Linked DNA regions of Homo sapiens: region 2 is linked to region 1. A link is an interaction called in ENCODE POLR2A ChIA-PET data of the cell type or tissue named here. Cell type or tissue: endothelial cell of umbilical vein. All regions are shown on one strand.

Region 1 (4,000 bases):
TTCTCAGTAAACTATCACAAGAACAAAACACCAAACACTGCATATTCTCACTCACAGGTGGGAATTGAACAATGAGAACACATGGACACAGGAAGGGGAACATCACACTCTGGGGACTGTTGTGGGGTGGTGGGAGGGGGGAGGGATAGCATTGGGAGATATACCTAATGCTAGATGACGAGTTGGTGGGTGCAGCGCACCAGTATGGCACATGTATACATATGTAACTAACCTGCACATTGTGCACATGTACCCTAAAACTTAAAGTATAATAAAATAAAATAAAATAAAATAAAATAAAATAAAATAAAATAAAATAAAACAAAATAAAAAAAGATCTCTCCTCTACATAGAATGAGTTGACATTTCCTCTTTACAAACTTGCTAAAAGTAGCACCCCAGGCACTTGTCACTTAAATGAGATAGGTATTTAACCAAGACGATAAAATATTAAAACTGAAAAATTGTATGTGTCAGCCACATATAAGATCCTGGGGGCAACTCACAGACTATTGGGTCCCCTCAGGATCTATGGCTCCTAACCTGGTGGGCCCTACTAGTTTCTGGAAGGTGGAGGAGAGCTGTCCTTAGAATTCTGGAGAACTTATCACTATCTACACCTACCTTGTTTATCTGTTTGTTCATATGTATATTGCCTGCCTCATCCACCACTAGATTGTAAACTTGAAAGTAGGGACATGTTGTCTTTTCAGCCTTGTAGTTATAGCTCCCAGAACAGTGATTGGAAAAGAGTAGATATTATAAAAGTGTTCTGAATAATTAAATGAATGAATAAATGAATCCATGCTGCTTAAAATATACCCTTCCCCTTTGTTCCACCTTCCTGTGTGGACAGGTGCAGGGATCCCTCCAATGACAAACAACTGAGCAAAGAGTTATGGAATCAGACATCAAAAACAAACATAAAAGAATGACATATCTTCCAAGGAACAGGATTCTTGAGAAACATGTCTCTCCTATCCAAAGGGTGCAATTAGGAAATTTCCATGATTATGAAAAGAAATTTACTGGCCATTCTTTAAACTCAAAATGGCTAATGCCTGGTGTGTGCATGTGTGCGTGCCTGTGTGTGTGTGTGTGTTTATGGGAAGCAGTTGGGGAAAAGCATTTAAATTGGCTCTTAGAGATGCTTTTTGTGACAAGAATGTAAGATAATTATAAACCAAATTTTTCCCCATAATAAATGAGTTATAGTCAATAGTAGACAAGCAAATACCTATTGACTAGGAATTATATGCTGAATAATGTATTCAGCTGCTAAGGCTATTGTTATAAAATATCACACACTGGGTAGCTTAAACAACTTAAATTTATTTTTTCACAGTTCTGGATGCTAGAAGTCCAAGATCAAGGTACTGGAAAATTTGGTGTCTATATTGAGGCTGACAGACACCTGCCTCCTCTCTGTGTCCTCACATGAACTTTTCTCTTTGTATGCAGAGACAGAGAGAGAGAGAGAGAGAGAGAGAAGGAGAGGAGAGAAGAAGGGGGAGGGGAGAGAGAGAGAGACAGTTTACTGGTGCCCCTTCCTCTTCTTATAAAGACATCATTCCTATCATATTAAGCCCTACTCTTATAACCTCATTTAACCTTAATCACCTTCTTAAAGCTGCTGTCTGTATATACAGTCACAATGGGGGTTAGGGTCCCAAATATGAATGGGAGAGGGCACAATCCAGTTCACAATAGATGATAAAGGAGAGAATATAAATGAGACACTGATTTTCTCAAAAATGTTTCAATCTAGAGGTGGGTTGGGGAGTGGAAACCAATGCTGCCCTTGCAGAACTTTAACACCTGACCTGATAGGAGTTCCAAGAGAGATGTGAAAAACAATTGCCCTGAGACTGCCAAAGGAAAACTAATGAATTTGATTTAAAATTATTGAGAAAGGCTATGTAAAGGAAATATTAGAAAATCCCACAAATATGAGACTCCATAATAGCTTTCTTCTGAGGCAGATTTCAAAAATAGCAATCTGGAAGAATTTAACAATAGGGGAATGGAATGAAACCTCTGAAAGAAAACAAGATAAGATCTATGAAAAACAAAGCTTTAAAATACTAGAAAAAAATCCCTCTTTGAGAGAACTCAATAATTGGATATATGTGAAGGTAGCTGCTTTCTGATTTATTATAAATGTCTGGTTCACAGACCGCAGCAGCAAGGTCTTATCCACAAAGAAATAAGTCTAAACAAAAATTGACAGTATGTATCTCAAAATAATAAGAGCTATTTACGACAAACCCACAGCGAATATCACACTGAATGGGCAAAAACTGGAAGCATTCCCATGGAAAACCAGCACAAGACAAGGATACCCTCTCTCACCACTCCTATTCAACAGAGTGTTGGAAGTTCTGGCCAGGATAATCAGGCAAGAGAAAGAAATAAAGGGTATTCAGTTAGGAAAAGAGGAAGTCAAATTGTGCCTGTTTGCAAATGACATGATTATACATTTGGAAAACCCCATCGTCTCAGTCCAAAATCTCCTTAAGCTGATAAGCAACTTCAGCAAAGTCTCAGGATACAAAATCAATGTGCAAAAATCACAAGCATTCTTATACACCAATAACAGACAGAGAGCCAAATCATGAGTGAACTCCCACTCACAACTGCTACAAAGAGAATAAAATACCTAGGAATCCAAGTTACAAGGGATGTGAAGGACATCTTCAAGGAGAACTACAAACCACTGCTCAACGAAATAAAAGAGGACACAAACAAATGGAAGAACATTCCATGCTCTTGGATAGAAAGAATCAATGTTGTGAAAATGGCCATACTGCCCAAGGTAATTCATAGATTCAGTGCCATCCCCATCAAGCTAGCAATGACTTTCTTCACAGAATTAGAAGAAACTACTTTAAAGTTCATATGGAACCAATAAACAGCCTGCATTGCCAAGACAATCCTAAGCAAAAATAACAAAGCTGGAGGCTTCATGTTACCTGACTTCAAACTATACTACAAGGATACAGTAACCAAAACAAACAGCATGGTACTGGTACCAAAACAGATATATAGACCAATGGAACAGAACAGAGGCCTCAGAAATAACACCACACAACTACAACCATGTGATCTTTGACAAACCTCCCAAAAACAAGCAATAGGGAAAGGATTCCCTATTTAATAAATGATGCTGGGAAAACTGGCTAGCCATATGTAGAAAGCTGAAACTGCATCCCTTCCTTATACCTTATACAAAAATTAATTCAAGATGGATTAAAGACTTAAATGTTAGACCTAAAACCATAAAAACCTTAGAAGACAACCTAGGCAATACCATTCAGGACATAGGCATGGGCAAGGACTTCATGTCTAAAACACCAAAAGCAATGCAACAAAAGCCAAAATTGACAAATGGGATCTAATTAAACTAAAGACCTTCTGCACGGCAAAAGAAACTATCATCAGAATGAACAGGCAACCTACAGAATGGGAGAACATTTTTGCAAACTACCCATCTGACAAAGGGCTAATATCCAGAATCTACAAAGAACTTAAACAGATTTACAACCCCATCAAAAAGTGGGCAAAGGATATGACAGACATTTCTCAAAAGAAGACATTTATGCAGCCAACAGACACATGAAAAAATGCTCATCATCACTGTCATCAGAGAAATGCAAATCAAAACCACAATGAGATACCATCTCGTGCCAGTTAGAATGGCGATCATTAGTCAGGAAACCACAGATGCTGGAGAGGATGTGGAGAAATAGGAACGCTTTTACACTGTTGGTGGGAGTGTAAATCAGTTCAACCATTGTGGAAGACAGTGTGGTGATTTCTCAAGGATCCAGAACTAGAAATACCATTTGACCCAGCCATCCCATTACTGGGTATATACCTAAAGGATTTTAAATCATGCTGCTATAAAGACACATGCACACGTATGTTTACTGCAGCAGTATTCACAATAGCAAAGAAATGGAACCAACCCAAATACCCATCAATGACAGAATGGATTAAG
Region 2 (4,000 bases), 97 kb after region 1:
TTACCTGTTTCTGTGAGAGCCATTTATCCAAAATCAGCTATTGGATCAAAAAGAAAAATAATTGTCCAATTGTATTCATCATCAGTATCCATCGATATGAAACCATAGCCCATGGAATAAGTATTTGGGGGAATTTCGTTTGTAATGCCACACAATAGGCCAACATTGGTTTTTAATCACCCAATCATTCTTTCATCTATTATTTCCATCTTTAACATGTGTGATCTAGGCCAAATTGAAGATGATTATGTCTCCATTAAGCCTCTTCTAATCCTCAAAAATATCTGTTTCTGAGTCTATTTCTGAGTTTCAAATGGACTTTGAGATTATGGAACTAGGGAGGGTAACATGGAATGAGGCTCATTCTAATCCCCAAATAAACCGTCTCGAAGTGGAACCATGTGGAGCTCTCTTCTCACATTCTGTTCTGAGCCGTGTTCCCTCCAACTATACCAATAACCCAGAGATGAGCTAAACCCAGTCTGACCACTCTGCTTAGCCAGGAACTGGCCACTCTGTCACGGTTGGAAGAAGTTTAACAGAAAGTCAAATGAATTCTCACAAAACTGACAAGAAACTGTCTTAAATGGATCTCAGAAGATGCCCCCTAAAACCTACTAAATTTAAATAATTGATCTAGCAATGATTTTCAACATGTAAGGTCACCAAACCTTAGAATTTACTCGTTCAGCCTAGAACACTGAGAAAATTCCTCCCAAATGCATACTCTTTGCCCCCCAGCCACAAGTGTAGCAGAAGAAAAATTAATTAGGAATCTCCCTCAACTTCTAGCAGAGAATTTGGATATGGTAATTTTCTATAAACCTGGACGCTAACATTCTTTTGTTAACATAGTTGTAATGGAAAATTGAACAAAATGCAAAACCACAAATAGCATTTCACATGGCAGGCAATCAGAGGCATGGCACAGCAGAATAGTGAACTTAGATTCAAGTCCTGCTTGGCCATTTTCTAGCTCTGTGGCTTTAGAAAAGTAACTTTACATCTCTGTGCTTCAGTTTCTTTGTCTGAGAAAGGTTAATACCTCCCCAGCACAGACTTGTTTTAAAAATGTAACAGGATACCATAAGTGAAAGCAACTTTTGAAATGTAAAAGCTTTATCCTAATATCCTGATTATTGTATTGAGTCCAAATGAATATATTGTGTAGTTGGCATATATCCATTTTCTATTTGAGATGGGATAAGTTAGGAAGGCCAACATTTAAATAATTTTGAGGCTCTCCAGACCACACCATTCCATCAAGATGATACTCAGTGAAGCCGCACAAAATGGGTACCTGAGACTTCATAAGTAAGGTCTCAGGATCTCACTAGAAAAAGTCATTTCCCTGTAATCCTGTGCTACTGTATTACACAACCACAACAAACCTTACTTCTCTCCACGCCCCATTCCACTTGCTTAGAACAGGGGACAGCCCTTTGTATAATTTCTACATTTGTAGTACAGCTGACACATGGATGATCTTTATTTTAGGTTTATATTCGTACTTTGATGATGACCAGGCAATTTTTCTCTCACCTAGTCCAGTCTTCTAATTTTTAACTGAACTCTCAAGGGTAATCTGTTTTTATTCCTGTCTCTTGTTTTTTTGGCCTCCCTATCTCTCGGTTTCTCAGTCTCTGTTCCTTTTACTGTTTCTCTTTCTCTTATGCAAACACACACACACACCCTGATCCAATCCTTCAGTGTCTTAATTCAGGTCCTAAACCTTCCAGTGAGATTTCTGACTTAGCATCTGCTGAGCCACAATTCACATGTGACGCTCTGCACTTCTTCCCAGGTACGTTTCAGCTGCAGGCTCTGTATTATTTTGGTGTGTTATCTGTACACAGACACTCACGGCAAAAGAAATTACTCACTCGTGGAAAGAGATGCCAAACCCTTAATTCAAAAACACCAAATGAGTAATTCTCAAAGCATATTTTTCTCCTTCAACCAGGACATTTTAATTATCTTGAAGTAAACAAGAAGCCTCACAAGGGTTACTCAAATTGTTCTTTCAAAATTTTCCCTCCCCTATACCTAAGGATTTCCACCTGCCCTAAAGTTCTTCATGAAGCGAGCCTTTGTTTACCACCCATGTGATAAAAAGCCCATAAAAATGGGGAGGTAAACTTTGCATCCATTTCTAGTCCCAAATTGGCCTGAGGACTAAAGAGAGCCCAGAAATAAGCAATGACCCATCTCTTTGGCTAAGTGTGCACTGACTTGGCCCAAATGGTCAGGCTTCCTGCCTGTAGCTACATAGTTAGTTGTGATAAGGAGCAAAGAAAACCAAACAGCTTCAAGGACTAAAGCATACTTTCTACTGAATGATTTGTGCTGTTAGTGTTGCAGTCTGATAAGCAAAACACATTTCCCTTGCCAGTGGAGGCCTATTACCAGAGCAGAGGCACAGGGAGCTGAAAACATTTCACACACAGTAGCAAGGAGGAAAGACCTGTAGGTGGGTGGTTTCAAACACGCATCTAGCCTAACTCCGAACTACAGCTGCCAACAAAAGGCTTTTACCTCCCCTCAGTGAGTGATGATACAGTCGAGTCACCATAGAGCCACTGCTGCTAGGAAGTGGCTGAGTACTAGAAACCAGTCACAGACTGTTTACCAACCAGACAAGTAGAACTGAGAATATAATCTTTGTACCATACATAATTCTCTCTAATGAGCCAATGCCCTGAGGTTAAATAGAATTTACTCAACCCAATTAAACTGGCCAGGGTCAGGGGATCATTAGGAATTTGGGCCCTTCATATTTCAGCAATGAATCATAAATCATTTAAAGTTTCATTTATAAGGATGAAATTCTTCAATCAAAGGGTTAACATTTTTACTTGTAGAAACTTTCAGGTTACCTCTCAATATTTTTTTTACTCTTTATTTTTCTCTTCTCTGGGATTTAAAAAATATAATTTGGAGCTTTCTTCCAGATCTCTCAGCTGCTCTTTTCATTTTTAAACCTCTTTATCTGCTATCCCAGTCATTCCTTTAGTTTTATCTTCAGTTCATAATTTTCCCTTCCACTGTGTCAACCAGCGATGGGACAAGGGTAAGACAAGCAAGGTACTCAGAGTGTACAATGTAAGAAGTCACTCACTCTTGGGCATGCGCTAGTTCAGGGTTGGCAGCGACAGTGAGTGCCTTCTTACATTTTGCACCCTGGATACCTTCCTTGCCTCACCCTAGACTGGCCCAGATGTCTAGTCTACAGTTCACCTTATCACTTGCAATTTCTATTTCAATGACTACACTTTTCACTTCCAAGGTTTCTATATTTTAATCCCTATCTATTCTTAAGAATTCTTTGTTCCCCTTCCCTCTTTTACTTATTTGATGATTCAAGAATCCTTATTTTAACATTTAATATTGCACCATTATGTCTGGTTCTTCATGCATGGACTCCACAGATTCTTGGGTCTGTTGACTATCCTCATGCCAGAAAATATTCTTGTGTGCTTTGTAATTTTTCTTGAAAGCTTACCTTGTTTGGGAGGGAATTTGTTTGTTTTGTTTCTTTTTGGTAGACTCCTCTCCCTGTCAAGTAGCTTTTGGGTTGGTTGCCTTACTCTGGTAGTACTCCAGGTTTGTGTCCCCAAGCCAAGATGTAGTGTCTTATTCCCAGCCAAAGCTCATAGTGTCACATTGAGGCTGATGGCTGCATGCGGCAGGGCCTGGCTCCAATTCCTGTGCAGATGTCTCTTCTCTCTCCCAGAACCACAAGCAATCAGGTCCAATGATCAGTAGTTAGTGGAGTTTTTTCATGTTCAATTTACTGTTAGAAGCTGTGAATACTGATTTCGGCTTTCTCTGAGAAGTCCATCACACGTGTTCTGCCTTTTGTGGAATAAGCAATGCCTTCATCAGCAAATGGTCTTAGAAGCTGTCTCCAATATTTTTGTGTCTCTGTGTGTGTGTGTGTGTGTGTGTGTGTGTGTGTGTGTGTATACGCTTAGTATATGTGTATATATATGTCCTGTGT

Evidence for each region. ChIA-PET counts read pairs that join two places held together with the same protein. Peaks named below come from ENCODE experiments on the same cell type or tissue, not always from the same donor. Only the 100,000 strongest peaks of a DNase experiment are listed, where the experiment ranks them.
Region 2: POLR2A ChIA-PET joins it to region 1 with 5 read pairs; 3 of 35 experiments call an interaction of 5 or more read pairs at or near these places.

The regions. Positions count from the first base shown.
Region 1 is chr15:39,259,539-39,263,538 of GRCh38, forward strand. The region is part of intron 1 of LOC105370777 (a long non-coding RNA gene); the gene reads right to left. Among named protein-coding and RNA genes, the nearest start is that of LINC02915, 11 kb to the left of the region's middle. In endothelial cell of umbilical vein, no CTCF peak of the experiment used is centred here; a DNase peak (open chromatin) is centred at 2,023; H3K27ac peaks cover 2,656 bases.
Region 2 is chr15:39,356,287-39,360,286 of GRCh38, forward strand. All of the region lies in intron 1 of LOC105370777 (a long non-coding RNA gene), which reads right to left. Among named protein-coding and RNA genes, the nearest start is that of LINC02915, 110 kb to the left of the region's middle. In endothelial cell of umbilical vein, no CTCF peak of the experiment used is centred here; a DNase peak (open chromatin) is centred at 2,395; H3K27ac peaks cover 2,782 bases.